Regions from separate parts of the Homo sapiens genome. Here region 1 is linked to region 2. Evidence: chromatin loops called from intact Hi-C (ENCODE). Cell type or tissue: PC-3. All regions are shown on one strand.

Region 1 (2,500 bases), 110 kb after region 2:
TCTCTCCCTCCCTCCTTCACTCTTTTCCTTCCTCTCCCGCTCCCTCTGCAGAGCTCTACAATTTTGAATTGGCCTAGACTATGGTGAGATTTCCTCTGTTTAAACCCAACATGTGTATATGAGCAAATCTTATGAGTTCAGTGATTTCACACACACACTAGCTCATTTAGTACCGGGGACTGCCCAGTGAGTTGGCAATCACAGCACCCGTTTTACAGACGACAACAGTGAGGCTCAGGCAGATTCGTGGTCTTATCCAGGATGTAGCATCAGCGAATGGCAGAGCTTGGACTGGGGAGAGCCCTTTTCTCTTGATCTGTTTCTTACTCCATATTCTAGAGGCCTGAGACGATGTCATTCTGTTTTTAAACATTACAATTAACCCCTAAACTGAAGCTGAGGAAAGAGTTAGCATGCTGGTTTATAAAGGCTAGACTCATTTTGATACAAAACCAAGATATTTGATGCACAATGTGAACATATTGCTCATTTTCAGCAAAATCAATTTTGTTTTGTTTTGTTTTGTTTTTTGTTTTTACCGTAGGGGCCACTCATGCACTCAGGCAAAGTGGAGAGACTAGAACTCAAAACCTGTGCTTTCTTTAGCAGATCATACCCTTTCCCCCAATAAAAAAGGGGCAGGGGATGCTAGAGAACAGTTCAAATCCAACATCACTGATGTCAGGCACCAAATAAACTCAGCAGATGTTATTATGTCTGTACGGGTTTTGTTTTCCCCTTCCTGGAAAGAGAAATAATGAGCTCTTGAAATTCAGATTCCCATTGACTCTGAAGTCATAAACATATTTAAAAACAGTGTGAGTCTGTGACATTTACAATCACAAAATTCATGTCAGAGAATAAATCCAGCATTACCTCCAATCACTGAATATGGAATACCCATTCATCTCCACCCACGTGTTGGGGGACACACACTTCAGAACGATGATATTCAGAAAATGCCAGGAGGAGTGCATGTCAGAGGTAACCACCCTCAGCAACCCAGCCTGTCAACAGTTGCAAATGCACGAAAAATGAGGGGAACCGGAAGACAGCAGCAGGAAGGAGATAATAGAGCAACTGAGAGCAGCCAGCCTTGACGTTTGTCAACCTCTGCCCGAAACAGCACATGTGGCTTTGCTGAGAGGCACAGGTGTGTGGGCTGAGCTCAGCAGATGAATGTCACATCCGGGAGGAGGCATGTGCATTTCTCAGCTTGAAATGCTTCCCCAACAAAACCAAATAAGGTTCCTGCAGATGACGTCAGGAGGCTTAGCTGCTACTGCCACAAAGGGACAATTTATTGAAGAGCTAAAAATGGTCGCCTCCGCAAGGCTGACAGGCAAATATTTGAGGGAACGCTCCCCTTGTTTTGAAGAGACATCTGCCAGCTCCCTGACTGGCACCTTCCTGCATTAGTCATCCTGCTGGGCCTTGCTAAAAACTCCAAATACAGGTTTATCCCTGCCACATCCTGTTCCCCGAAGGGGCTATTTCCACGGTGCCGGCTGTAAAGTCTTCCTGTCATCTTCCTCTCAAGTGCTCTCTGTCTATCTCTGCAGAGGATGATGGAGAGGGGAGATAAGGAACATTCCATGGATAGAAACACACATCCCCTCAAGAGATATCTTAAGAGCACCTTTGCTTTACTTTTGAACCTACATCTAGCGTACAGATGAGGGCAAGGAAGATGTTGAAACGTTAAAAGAAACATCCCTCCGTTTTGCTAATAGTTTTTATAATTAAAGGTTGAGCAAAGGGTGCCCAAAGAGTCATCCTGACCTCCTGCAACAAGTCATTTTGGAACACTAGCTCTGCAAAAGAAACAAACTGGTCCGTGCAGTATTCTCTAGACTACTCACTCATCAGCCCGTTGAAATATGTACTTGGTTATTTTCTGCTTTCAGCGTGTCTTGTCACCCCAAATAGATCAGAAGATCTGGAAGCCTACTGTTATCATTTACCCCTTTTTGCCACCTACAGGGCTTGACCAGGTACTCAGCCCCTTTCTACAATTCTTTATCTCACTTAAGGCTCACAAACAACCCTGTGAAATCGATTACGATCCTTCTTTTACAAACAAGAATTAGAGGCTCATTGAGCCCGTGGTCCTGCAGCAAGTCCGCGTCTGCAGAGCTGAGATCCACCTGGAGTTTGTCTGACTCTGAAGCCCATACCCTCAGCACCTTCATGTTGCAGGGGCCGCTGCAAATCCAACACTGGTTGACGGAGCAGTTTTGATCCTGAGGCCCTTGTGATTTCACTGAAGAGTCAGTCGAACATGAAACTCAGAACAAACACAAACAACTTAGAAACAAGGGCATGTCTGTGAGATGGGTCTCTGAATGGACTGGATGAATTCTCCACCCACGGGCTTCGTCCTGCCCTTAGAGCCAAACAGAGCACGTGTGTCCCTCTGCAGCCCTTTGGAGGTTTGCAAGTGGTGGTTACATAACCTCCACACACCCCTCGTATGATGGTTAATAATGAGTGTCAACTT
Region 2 (2,500 bases):
CATGGTAGGATGTAGAGCAGCATCCCTGGCCTCTGCCCACTAGATATCAATATCACCCCCTCTCCTCCCAGTTATGACAACCAAAAATGTCTCCAGACATTGCTGATGTCCTCTCATTGAGAACCACTGCAAGAGATTGTGTGTGGCAAACTGGCCTCTCCATGTGTGATGTCAGGGTCCTAGGAATCTGACCGTGTTCTCCTTTGTCCCCGGCACTGCCTCAGAACCCTAGTTGTGAATCACAGATTGGCTGCTATGCGCCACTCCATCATTTGATTACAAATATAAAAAGAGAAAGTATAATCTCTAAGTGTTTTTACAGAATGTATAGTTCCTATAGCAATATGCCAATCATTGGCTGTCAAAAAATATAAAGCATCTCATGGTCATGAAGCAATTTATGATAATTGACATGGAGTTGGGAGCTACAAGGGTTATCAGCAACCAACAATCTCATGTTAACTGCCAACTCTACCACTAAATAGCTGTGTGAGCTTGGACAAGTTGTTTAGCATCTCTAAGCCTCAATAGTCTCATTTTTAAAGTAAAGGACTTAAGAACCATAATCTCAACATGTCCACAGTCCTGATCCAAGTCCCAGTCAAACTGCACTACATTCTTTGTGGCAGTTACACAGAGCTCTTTCAAATTTTGTTTGGTTGAGGCCTCGAGACAATGAATGCCAACTAATCCCATGGTCCACAGTGAGGCAGAAGACCCCTAGCAAACTACCCACCTCTGGTCTATAGCTGAGGTTGGATAAAAGACAAGAGAGAGAAAAAGCTGGAGAACAGATGTGGAGAGGCAGTTGGTGTGCCATCTCACCTCCTCCCTCAACTCCAGCCTAGTAAGAGGGGCTTCGGAACCATGAAGAGAGCTTTTCCCCCACATTCCCAGAGCTTGGAAAACCCAACTTATTCATGCCTGTGAAATTTGAAAGGCCTGTGGCTGACTAGCTGCTCAGGCAACACTGTTGCATGAAGACAGGCTACTGCACTGGGCGAGCAAGTGTGTGCTGAATTCCTCATGCAAATGATGTGGGGTCAGATGGGGCCCTGTGAAAGAGAACTGGCTGGAGATTATCCTGGATCTTGCCAGGGAGGGCCTCCTGAAAGCCCAAGAGACCTCAGCTGGAAGAATGTAGAAGTGTAGAAGTGTGCCTCTAGGTGGCCAGAGGTGCCAGCACAAGTCTTGAGTAACTAACCAGAGAAGGAACAGAGAGGGCAGGGCTGGCTAGCGCCACAGTGCAGATCTGAACCAGCTGCAGAGGAATGGAGTCGAGTTGTTTCCTGACCACACTCTAAAATCCCCAGGGGTTAAACTAATACTGTGTGCTCAGTCATTACTCTTCTCCTGGACTCCACCTTGCTATGGACTAGATGTTTGTGACTGAGACAGAAATTGGTACCAAGAAGTGGGGTGCCGCTGTAACAGTGCCTACAAATGTGTAAGTGGCTTTGAAATGAGGTAATGTACTGAGACTGGAAGAGTTTTGAGGTGCATGCTAGAATAAGCTGAGACTGTTATGAAGAAACTTTTAAAAGGCCATTCTGATGAGGTCTCCAGTGGAAATGAGGATTGTATAACTGAACAATAGAGAACAAGAAATTCTTGTTGTAACATGGCAAATAACTTTGCCCAATTTTATTTATGTTCCAGTGTCTTGTGAAAGGTAGAACTTGTGAGTGATGAAATTAGATAGTTGGTTGAGTAGGTTTCTAAACTGGTGTTGAAGGAGTAACTGAATTCCTCCTCATAGCTTGTAGTAAAATACAAGGAGAGGGTAATAACCTGAAGACAGAGTTATTAAGCAAGAAGGAACTAGAACTTAAATATTTAGAAAATTTTTGGCCTATCTATATTGCAAAAAATGAGAAAACATGTTCAGAAGAGAGCATCAAGGATATGGTGGAGAGATCATTTAATAAGGAGATTCCCATGGGTGTGAACCACGGACTTAACCAGCTACCCCAGTAGGAAAACTGCCAGTTCCAACTGAAAGGAAGGATCTGAGAAGGAATGAAGGAAGGTTATCATATGGGGCAGCACAGATGGCACAGCAGAGCTATTTGGCTGAAAACATGCTCTATTCTTCAAGACAAGGGAAGAATGACCCTAAAGGCAGTTCAGAGATCATCATGGCTATCTCTTTGATTTCATAGGGGAAGGAGGTCACCTAGCTTTCCTCAGGCCAACCAACCTCTGCCCAAAGCCATGAGCTACCCAAAGTCTTAAGAACTTGACTACTATCCAGCAGAACCCTGGGGGCAGGATCCCTGCCTGGCAGAGCTCTGGGGAAAGGACCACCACCCCAGTGGGTCTGGAAAGTGGAACGGCCACTCCAATGGGCATAGCATCAGACCAAAGAAGATTATTCTGAAGATGTAAGGTTTAGTGCTGTTTGCCCTGTTAGGTTTCAGACTTACTTGGGACCCTTTACTCCTTTCTTTTTCCTATTTCTCCCTTTTGAACTGGGAATAAATATCCTATGCCTGTTCCA

What was found. Hi-C counts contacts between places; a loop is a spot of excess contacts. Peaks named below come from ENCODE experiments on the same cell type or tissue, not always from the same donor. Only the 100,000 strongest peaks of a DNase experiment are listed, where the experiment ranks them.
Region 1: a loop joins it to region 2, with 3 times the contacts of the local background. A loop is called at or near these places in 1 of 110 quality-filtered maps.

The regions. Positions count from the first base shown.
Region 1 is chr2:15,141,176-15,143,675 of GRCh38, forward strand. It overlaps a transcript of NBAS not described here. Among named protein-coding and RNA genes, the nearest start is that of NBAS, 420 kb to the right of the region's middle. RefSeq lists enhancers at 626-1,825, 888-957, 1,348-1,437 and a silencer at 1,310-1,604. In PC-3, no CTCF peak of the experiment used is centred here; a DNase peak (open chromatin) is centred at 1,366; H3K4me3 peaks cover 1,008 bases; H3K27ac peaks cover 2,213 bases.
Region 2 is chr2:15,030,781-15,033,280 of GRCh38, forward strand. It overlaps a transcript of NBAS not described here. Among named protein-coding and RNA genes, the nearest start is that of LRATD1, 400 kb to the left of the region's middle. In PC-3, a CTCF peak has its summit at 1,161; no DNase peak of the experiment used is centred here.